Regions from separate parts of the Homo sapiens genome. Here region 2 is linked to region 1. Evidence: read pairs that join two places in POLR2A ChIA-PET (ENCODE). Cell type or tissue: OCI-LY7. All regions are shown on one strand. Links, peaks and the distances in the headings refer to the core of each region. The heading gives the core; the rest is flanking DNA. Region 1 has its middle 22 kb from the start of PGRMC2. Region 2 overlaps JADE1 (jade family PHD finger 1).

The links. Peaks named below come from ENCODE experiments on the same cell type or tissue, not always from the same donor. Only the 100,000 strongest peaks of a DNase experiment are listed, where the experiment ranks them.
Region 2: POLR2A ChIA-PET joins it to region 1 with 6 read pairs; 2 of 35 experiments call an interaction of 5 or more read pairs at or near these places.

The regions. Positions count from the first base shown.
Region 1 is chr4:128,306,840-128,312,215 of GRCh38, forward strand. No RefSeq gene overlaps it. Among named protein-coding and RNA genes, the nearest start is that of PGRMC2, 22 kb to the left of the region's middle. In OCI-LY7, for the core only: no CTCF peak of the experiment used is centred there; no DNase peak of the experiment used is centred there.
Region 2 is chr4:128,828,799-128,834,174 of GRCh38, forward strand. It overlaps JADE1 (jade family PHD finger 1), which reads left to right. Exons shown (of 11, transcript NM_199320.4): 2 at 2,935-3,012. The coding sequence starts at 2,961. Among named protein-coding and RNA genes, the nearest start is that of JADE1, 22 kb to the left of the region's middle. RefSeq lists enhancers at 2,656-3,335, 3,336-4,015. In OCI-LY7, for the core only: no CTCF peak of the experiment used is centred there; DNase peaks (open chromatin) are centred at 2,053 and 2,453; H3K4me3 peaks cover 1,751 bases; H3K27ac peaks cover 2,531 bases.

The DNA.
Region 1 (5,376 bases), core at 277-5,276:
ATGAAAAATTGAAGGATATATTCTAGATGAGTGTTTGGAGAAATCTGATGGACTCTTGGGAAAGTAAATTATAAAATTAAAACATATTTTTTTTTCAGTAAAGTGTAAAACTGGTCATCCTCCACCTGAAAGAGAATACTAAACTTTAAACCAAAATATAAAAAGAAAGATTGCTAGTTGTTTTTTATCTAATCCTTTTTGGTGAAAATATTAGTTTGAAAATTGTTATCTAAGGTCCCTGCCATCATTTGGAAAGTCAAGTGAAAAAAGAAAGAAAAAGTCTTCTGAACATTAGTCTGAATTCCAAACCTCATCATAAACTCTGGGAGAAAGGTGAAAGTTCAGCTTTTCCTATTGGCCTGGACTGGAATATCTGCCTTTCTCTTGCAGTTATATCTCTATTAGCAAATTGTCTGGAAGCAAATATACTTTAGTCAGCTGTGGTCAAACATGAAAATGCTCATGAGATATGCAAAGCAGGGTAGCCTGAGCTCAGCCATGATGGCTGAGAACAGCCTTAGTCTGTCTGTCTGTTTGGGTGCCTGACTGCCTGCACTCAGCTACAGAGCAGTGGGGCTGCAAGTCCTCGTGGTTTCTCCTTGGGGCTTTTATCTTTTCCTTTTCCCTCACTTAGCCAGGATTCCCCCCACCATCACAGGGCTGGTCTTAGCCCCTCCCTCTGATATCAGCCATTCCCACTCCACTTTCAGCAGCCTAGCATCCTGTTTGTGATCATTCTCCCAGTCCCACCATTAGGCAGTTGCTCTACCCCTTCCCTCTATCAAAGCATGAAAGGACCATGAGGCCCAGATGCAATGGTTCCAATGTACATTTCTATTTCCACCAGAGAGCCTTTCTGTCCTGGGGTGCCTGGGGCTAACCACAATGCGTTTCCTCAAGGCTCTGGCCCCAGCCTTAGGCAGTGAAAAAGACCAAAGCCTACCTGTACCAAGGAAATTCCTGGGCTGTTGGCCTCTTCCACCCTGCTCTTACTTCCTAACCCTCTCAACCCTAACTTCTCCCTTCTCTTTACCTCAGAGGCTTCTGTGGCATATTTTAAGTTTTTCCAGAATGTCCAGTGCTATTTTAATAAGCATTGAACTCCATTTTCATAGTGTATGAAATGCTTTTTCCAAAATTGAGACATGAGTCTCAGTGCCTCTTATATTGTTTTCATGTCTGAAAATGAAGTTTATGACAGAGGAATGTGTTGATGGAATATAATATCTTCATGAATAGAAGCATTAGTAAACTGGCTCAGTTGTCATTAAGAAATACTTTCATTTGCTTTTTGACAAAATAGTCATGAGTGAATAGCAAGTAATACATTAAAAACTGCTGATTTCTTATTGCACTCATTCATATTAAAATAACAATACAGAAAATAAATATAGAAAAACTTCACTTACAATCCTATCGCTCCATATAATTACTGTTTTATTTTCCTGTGTTCCCTTTCAGGCCTAGGCCATGTATTAGGAGGCTGCTGAATGGGGCTCTGAATACAGCTAGCTCCGTGGTAAAGGAATTCTTGTGAAAAGTTGTGTTCCATTTGTGTATTGTACTTCAAACTAGCTCTGGGCACTACCCACATTTTAACTTGCTGTGTTAACCAGCTTTAGTTTATTATCTCAGAACTCTGGCTGCACCATTATAGTAGCAACATTCATCTTTTTTTTGGCAGTGGTGGGGCCTTTACCACCAGCATATCAAGGAATATCACAATAAGCTCCACGACACTAGATTTTTTTTTTTTGAGACGGAGTCTCACTCTATCATCTAGGCTGGAGTGCAGTGGCATGATCTTGGCTCACTGCAACCTCTGCCTCCCAGGTTCAAGCGGTTCTCCTGCCTCAGCCTCTCGAGTAGTTGGGATTACAGGTGTGTGCCACAAATCTGGCTTTATTTTTTTTATTTTTTTTTATTTTTAGCAGAGATGGTGTTTTGCCATGTTGGCCAGATTGGTTTTGAACTCCCGGCCTCAAGTGATCTGCCCGCCTTGGCCTCGCAAAGTGCTGGGATTACAGGCGTGAGCTACCGTGTCCGGTCAACACTAGATCTTAATTGCATATTTCCAAAAGGTTAGTGAGTTTATGGATATTAATAGGCCTTCGTACATAAGAGCTGAATTCCCTCTTTATCTGGGATTCTTATGTTCTGTTGATATTATGGAAAGTTCTCAGCTCAAGACAGGCAATGAATTGGGCCTGAAGTCATACTCTATCCTCTAAACGGGGCAGCAATGCATATTTCCAAGCTCAAGAAAGAAATGACTCCCTCTGGCCTCTCCCCCTTTCTAATTTTCTTCCTGAAATTGTAGACGTCTTATCTTGGTATTTATAGCATATGCCTGATTACAAAAGTAATCTGAAGTGTTGATGAAAAACACAATTTCCTGGGGCCTTTCCAGGCCTATTGAATCAGAATTCTGTGGAATGGCTTGGTTTAAACAGGCACCTTGGGTGATTTTTACAATCCAGGCAGATTTGGAAACAGTTGTTTATTTGAAGGCAATCCATAGCTACCAGCTCACACATGTGCTTAGCACACTTTTGAGGAAAAGTAGCCAGTCGTTCCATCCTCGGGGGATCAATGGTTGTGTAGGCCTTTGTCCTTATTCCATCCTAAATACGGCATGGTCACGGCTATACAAAATGTAGGACGGGGTGGCAGGCCAATGTGGGAAGATAATCTTCTCTGTCAAGGTCATTATACATAATACTGCCACAGCCTTCACTTTGTAATTGGGAATTATATTCCTTATCTAAATTATAATTTGTACATGATGGGTGTGTGTGTGTGTGTGTGTGTGTGTGTGATTTTTTATTATGCTTTTTTTCATGTGATCACTGGGTTTTAAATTCAGTTTACTGAAAAAATGCTCTCTCATCAATCACTGTGGTATTAATTTGAAAGATAAGCAGATTTTATGCAACTCTAGGTCATGGCCAAGATCTGGAGTGATATTCCCTGAAGTAGGCTAGTCCCATAGTTGTGAAATAATGGGGCTTGTTTTGGATGTATGCTTCCTTGCTGGATTCCCCACTCACCCAGATTGATCCAGGCCCTCCTGCTGTCTGCCAGAAGCCCACCCTTTTTACTCACCTCCCTACCCTTCCCAGCAGGGCCCTATTCTCCCAAATCACCCTTCCTTCCCTCATAAGTTCATCTCTTGAGTCAAAAGATAAAATAAGAACAATAAAACATAACCCAACTCTCCTCCTCTAGATTTGATGATCTTAGCTGGTAGAAAGAAAGGGATGGATGAAACAAACTCATGCCGTAGCAGGAATGACTGATGGATCTTACTGCATTAGCAAATGGTCCCAAGGACATTTACATCTTAAGACATGATTGTTAAACTAAAGGAATAAGTCTCAAATACAGTGTATCAGACAGTTTAAAAGGAGAGTGAGGTGAAATGTGGGGCAGAGGGATCTTTAAATCACACAAGGGCCATAGTTCACTGCTCCCCGAGGCCAGCTGTTGCTCTTGGAAATGTGTTGATAATGGCATTTAGCCAAGAAGGCCAGGGAAACATTTGGGTCTGGTTAAAGGGCAAGCCCCGGTCTTTCGCTCTACCCTTCGTCTCTCTCATCTCCAACAGGGCACTGCATGGGTGTGCTCTCTGCACGGTGGGTTGTCATGGGAGCAAAAGGATCATCTGCCAGAGCAGGGGCCACCCCAGCAGAGGGAGCATCTGTCCTGGAGCAGTGCAGGAATGGTGCAAACCCAGAGTCAGGGCCCTTGACTTTTCATTATTGAAGGCTATTGACTTGTGGACTAAGTGGCTGTCAGGTATAGCCCTTTCACGTAGACAGAATCAAGAACCTTTGGCACAGGCTCTTATCACTGTGTGTAAAGGTAAAAAATTGATTAGGCTCAAGTGGAAGAAAACGTGATACTTTATTTTTTCTCAGTTGAAACTTTAGTCTCTGTGTCTTTCTGTGTCAAGAAAATAGTAAAATCCAAATCTAACCAGGCAGGCTTTTCCCCCGCTTGATTAAAGGATTTTTTTTTTTTTTTTTTTTTTTTGAGACAGAGTCTCGCTCTGTCACCCAGGCTGGAGTGCAGTGGCATGATCTCGGCTTACTGCAACCTCTGCCTCCCAGGTTCAAGCGATTCTCCTGCCTCGGCCTCCTTGATTAAAGGATTCTTAATTAAGAAAGGAAAATCTATTATAGAATAAATGCTAAATGAAAATAAAGCAAGCACATTGAACCCTCATTCCTAAGTTAGAAACAAAGCTCAGATATTCATCACAGTGTGTTTAGCCATGTTATGCTGTCGGTGTCCTCGGGTCCCTAGGTATCATGACTGCTTAATGATTTTCAGTGATGGGACAAAACTATAGAGACAAGGCTGGACATAGCTCTCTTCAATTTTATTTTTCATCCCTCCCCCCACCTACTAAATATTTCCCATATTAAATAAAAATCTGAAGTGTTAGTAACATAACTTGATGAGCCTGACTTCCCTCATCTGCAAGGTTTATCAGATGATATCAAAGAAGACTTTGGTCTCAAGATCAATGATTAAATATTCCAAGAGAAGAGATCTATTTTCCTGAGTGCATTTGTATTTCATGTTGCTCTTTGAGTGACTTTCTTGAGTTAGGATATGTGTTTAAATTACTTATTCTTCAAATGAATTGGTGAAGAAGTAAGTATAGATATTTTATTACAAAATAGCTAAAAGTTTATCAGTAATAACTGATACTTCCTGGGTGCCAGGCTCTGTTGTGTGTTTTATATGTACCATATCTAATCGGCACAACAATCTCCTGAGTGGTTGCCATTTTTGTTGCTGTTTTTAGTTCGGAACTGAAGCATAGGGAGTTTGGATGACTTCAGCAGGGTTCTACACTGGCTAGTGGTTTTACTGGGTTCTGGATCTGGGCAAAATTATTCCTCAGTCTTTAAGACTGAAGAGTCACAGAGGCTAAAGCTAAGGCTAACAGCCACAGAGCCATAATACCTCTCCTGCATTAACAACAAAGAAACCTAGAAGAATACACTGCAAGCTGGTAAGACAGGTTTCCTCTAGGATTATGGGAAGGGTGCCAGGAAAACTTTGGCCTTATCATATCATTTGAATTTCTTTTTATAATTATAATGTATCCATGTATTACTTAATATAATGGATAAAACTTTAACTTTTACAGTTAAAATTGCCGAAGTCCTAAATCAGATTAATAATTTCCATAAAATCATTACTACTTAAAAAAATTTGTCAATGAGACTCTTAAAGCTGGTAGGGAACTAAGAAATCATTCATCATAATCTTGTTTTTCAAATGAGGAAACTGAAGTTACATGATTTGCTTAAACTCACAGTACTAGTTAGTGATAGAACAGGTCTGCTACTGCCCAACTTT
Region 2 (5,376 bases), core at 150-5,149, 520 kb after region 1:
AGGTGAATCTAATTTTTAAATTTTTTTATAGAGATAGGGGTCTCCCTGTGTTGCCCACTCCGGTCTCAACTCCTAGGTTCAAGCAGTCCTCCTGCCCTGGCGTCCCAAAGTTCTAGGATTACACATGTGAGCCACCGCGACCAGCCTAGTACTAATTTTTTTTAGCACTCTTTTGTAATGTTGGCTTTGGGGAGCTGAAGCTGTTAGGAGTGAGTGGTCTTCTGCCTTTCCCTTTTCCCTTTTACCTCTTGCTGGATCCTGAGGGGACCCAGAGGTGCATTCTCTAGAAGGTTGGAGAGCTTACCTGTCTGCAGTTGGTGTTTTTGGCACACACAGGGCAGAGAAAACAGTTGAATAGGGAGTGGACCACTGGTGTTTCTTGGTTATGGAACCTGAGGGCTGGAGTGGGCTTACCCCAGGCCAAGTTGCAGATTGCCTGGTTATGGGTGAGTGGGGCTTTTGGAAAAGGGATGGAGTGGGTTTTAGGACTTGACTATGCCTACAGCATGAAACCCCAGCTTGTAAAGCGTGTCCATAATATAGCTCATGACCCATACTGATCAGGACTTATGTTCAGCCTTTCTCTTGGTACATCATTTTAATGGCTTTTGAAGAATCAATTGATAAACAAAAACTTTAACTGGGTGAGTTTCTCAGGAAGAAAATATAAAATATTGCAATTATAGATTAGGGACCTAAATATTTGGATGAATTGTGTAGATCCATTTTTTAAGTGTAGTATAGGAAAAACTTTTCATCTACTTTTTTAGGTTCAGTTCATGCGAGTCTGAATTAAATGACAAAAGACATTACAGGAGAAAAGGCAAACTTCACTGATGTTGATATTTTTATGTGCCAGATGTGGGTAAAGGGAAGGAGACTTCACCGAAGAGAAAAAACCCAAGAAGAGTTAGACCTGAAGGCTTATATACAATTTTAACAGAGGGTGATAAATTGTGAAGTGACTAGTCAAAGGAAAAGGGAGTTTAGGCTTTTTTGACTGCTCTTTTGTAGGCCTTTTTAGAGTGGAGCTTTGGTTTTTTAAAATTGCTTTCTTGTTCTATCACAGTGGTTCTCCACATTTTTCTTTTTTTTTCAAGACAGAATCTCACTGTGTCACATAGGCTGGAGTGCAGTGGTGTGATCTCCACTCATTCCAACCTCCGCCTCCCGGGTTTAAGTGATTCTCCTGCTTGAGCCTCCTGAGTAGCTGGGATTACAGATGCGCGCCACCACGCACGGCTAATTTTTGTATTTTTAGTAGAGGCAGGGTTTCACCGTGTTGGTCAGGCTGGTCTCGAACTGCTGACCTCGTGATCCTCCCACCTCGGCCTCCCAAAGTGCAGGGATTACAGGTATGAGCCACCACACCCAGCCCGGTTTTCCACATTTTTTTCTCCACACCATTCCTATGTGCCCCACTTCTATTGTTGTGTGTATGTGTGTGTGTGTATGTTGAGACAGGGTCTCTGTCGCCCAGGCTGGAGTGCAGTGGTGTGATCTCGGCTCACTGCAACCTCCGCCTCCTGAGTTCAAGCGATTCTCCTGCCTCAGCCTCCTAAGTAGCTGGGATTACAGACACCTGCCACCACGCCCGGCTAATTTTTATATTTTTAGTAGAGACGGAGTTTCACCATGTTGGCCAGGCTGGTCTCCAACTCCTGACCTCAAGTGATCCTCCCGTCTTTGCTTCCCAAAGTGCTGGGATTACAGGGGTGAGCCACCATGCCCAGCCACATTTGCATTGTTAACACCACATCATACATATTGTGATTCCCAATGAGGAGGAGGTTGGGATGTACTTTTCTGAGAGGGTGGATGGGTAGGTAGGTGATGGACTACCATACTTTTTCTCACTTGAAAAAGCTCCCTTTCATTTTTAGGATTCATTGAACTGACAGACCAGTGCCCTAAAGATGTCAGGTTGATCAGTAATTTTAATTTGGAAAAGCTTTTTGTATTTGTTTAGAGAGCTGCCCTGTGTGAATATAACCGCGAGACCATCTGTATAAGTTCATTACTGGCCATTCCGTCTCAGTTCACTGCCTTCTTACCTAAATGCAGCCTTTCTCATACTTGAGGGTAGTGCTAGAATTCTGTTATCATCAGCTACCTGGGAGGAGTTGGCCAGGTGCGCTGGGTCTTTGTACAAACTGACTTCTTATTTTGGCTGGATTTGGGTCTATTTGTCCTGAAGGGAGCTGAGGTGAAGTGGAGTGGAAATAGTGTTGGATTTGGAATTAGAAGCTCCATTCCCACAACGTGACCTTGGGGAAGTTGCTGCTTAACCTTTCTTGGCTTTAGTTTCCTAATGTGAAAGGGAGGGGTCTGGATCAAAATTGTATAATGTCTGTGGTTCCTTCCTGTTCCCTCTGTGGGGTTAGAGATGGCTGGAGGAGACATTTGCATTCCATTACCCGATTTGTTTTGTTTCTTTCGCCTTTAGGGTTATTTTAGTAAAATTTGCCTGAGAAGCATAATCATGCCCAGTGCAGTGTAAATATTCACACATCCAGGCACAACCCCACCCCACCCCCCACATGTACGCATAAAATATGAATCTGTCTGTAGTGAGGAAGCACAGTACAGTGTTCATTGCTGTGGATTTTTTTCTGCAGTGCTTGCTGCCAGTCAGCTAAAGATTCCTGGAGTAGTTATAGTAATAATGTCACAGGAATATAGAAAGAAACCTGGCATCTTTGGGAGACCTACTGATATGTGACTTCTCCACCCCTCCCCCTCCTTTTTTAACCTGGTTTGTTAATGATTGCACCTAATTATGTATCTTTGGTCTTTTTACTGTTTACAATTCAAATGCTACTTAAAGCCATTTGTTTGCTTTTGTTTGCTGTAAATCCTGGGCTGCCATCTGAAGCACAACTTGATGATTGTGTATTATCATCTTGGGTTAAGTGCTGTCTCATTGCTTTGCAGGCTGCCTGCTGTTTCCCGGGGAGATCATGAAACGAGGTCGCCTTCCCAGCAGCAGTGAGGATTCTGACGACAATGGCAGTAAGTCCTGCTTTGTTGTTCTTGGAGCCTACCAGGGTTTGGGTCGGGGTAAAAACATGATTTTTTAATGTAATGCTTTAAATTGCTGAGGCCCTTTGCATGTCAGGCAGGTCAGAGAAAGCCAAAGCCTGGAGAAACGTACCTGAGTGTGATACTGCAGGTCTGTAACCAGATCTTACTGGGTAAGGTTGACTGCAGGCAAGCATTCCTGAGGCTTCCTATTTGTTATCCTGGGAGGAATAATCCAGTTCCAAGAGTCACTGGTGTGTCTGGTTTTCCTAAACATCATTTATGGTACTTCGCAGTTGCGCTTTATGAAAGGGGAACTTAATCAAAGCCAGGTAATCATTAACTGGTTCAACTCAATACAAGGGGAGGTTGAAGACTGCCTAGTGTGATGTGAAAATTATTAAGTACAGGTTCTTAATAGGTCGAAAGTCCCTGCTCTTCACTTGGTTTTAATGTGACTATATTGAATACTACTGCTGTCTGTATCTCAGCTCTCTGGCAACTTCATATTTTCACAGTGCAGCTGAGAACCAGAAGTTAGTTGGCTTCCAGGCAGTCAAAATAAATATCACACAGTGTCTGTGTATTGAGAAGCTAACAGACTACTCAGAGAAGAGCTCCCCTCAGATAACAGAGGGAAATTTTGTACCTAGCACAGTGCCTGAGCTCTAGCCCGTTAGCTTATGTTTTACATTACAAATTAAACCCAGGACACCTTGAAAGAATGTGTGATGGGAAAGGAGCTGGGCCTGCTTTCAAGGAACTCTGCTTTAGACATATGTAAGAAGAGCTCTGATGTGAAAGTCATCAGGGCAGTAATAGAGATGTCTTTTTGATGCACTGTGGAAACAGATACAGATACAGATTCAGAGGAGGGGAGGGCAGGGAAACCTGCAGAGGAGATGAAAGTTGTATAGATCCTTAAGGATGAAATACTTTTTAGGCAAATAGGGTTATTTTCAGTTTTCTGTGCTCTAAGTTTTCAGCAAGTTAAAAGCTGCACATTAGAAAGCAAGGCTTTGCTGCTGTAGGTGCCACCCTGTTCAGAAGAGGGGACCAGGAATATGAAAAACAGAACTCAATGTGGTATTTCGGTTGGTGTGCTTGGCACAGGCACAGGCACGGGGCTTTTGGGGAGGAGAATTGGCCGTTATGGGAGAGTGTCAGGTGTGAAGGGCTTGCAATGAGGACCTCTAAGGAATTGAGAGTTTTAGGGTTGACTGCTGATGTTGGCAGCAGGAGAGAAGTGAACTAGTTGAGAGAGGGTGTAGGGGCTCCAGAGCGAAAGACCTTTCCTCTTATTTCAGAGAAAGGTATTAAAGGTCTGTTTCCAAGTGCAGGCAGGTAAAGCCACCTGTCCGAGCCTTTGGGATGCCACCTTCTGAACTTCTGAGGCGCTTGTTGTTTCATAACCCTGCCTACCTGTTTTCTAACGTTTATAGTTTTAGGCATTTTACTCCTTGAGGCAAAAACATCATTGGGAATTTCTTCTCTGCCCCTGTGTGGCGCCTATCAAAGTGTCTTTGTGAGTTATAAGTACTCTATAAATGCTCCTTGCTTGAGTACATAATTTTGTCCTACATTAATTAAAAAAAATAGTCTTGCCTGGCCTGGTGGCTCACGCCTGTATTCCCCAGCACTTTGGGAGGCCGAGGTGGGTGGATCACAAGGTCAAGAGATTGAGACCATCCTGGCCAACATGGTGAAACCCCATCTCTACTAAAAATTAGCTGGGCATGATGGTGTGTGCCTGTAGTCCAGCTACTCGGGAGGCTGAGGCAGGAGAATCACTTGAACCCAGGAGACGGAGGTTGCAGTGAGCCGAGATCGTGGCCCCTGTACTCCAGCCTGGCGACAGAGCGAGACTCCGTCTCGAAAAAAAATTCTTGCTTTTAGGGTGAGAATTAGTCAGAAGACTGCTTGGTGAATTACCTCCATATAAAGATAATGCCCAATAAAAGCTTAAGAGCCCTATTTAAATATTTTTCTTGGCATTGAGCATCAGGTGTATGCTCACTCTGTCTGCTCTCGTCACTGCCTCTCTTCTTTGGGAGAGCTGTGTTAGAAAAGTTTCTCCTGGATGTTCTCTCAGATTTAGAGCCTTCTCTTTTCTGGACTAGCATTGTCCCATAGGATGAGAATGTCCTAATCTAGTGCAACTGAGGAACTGAATTTTAAACTTTTACTTAATTTTAATGAATTAAAAAATTTGAAGACACATGTGGCTAGTGTCCACTGTGTTGGACAGTGTAGTTCTGGACCTTGGCTTAGTTTAGTCCCTTTCAGTTGTCCAGAGGGTCTTAGTAGCGCAGAAGGCCTCATATTAGTCAGCTCAGGATGCTACAAAAAAGTACC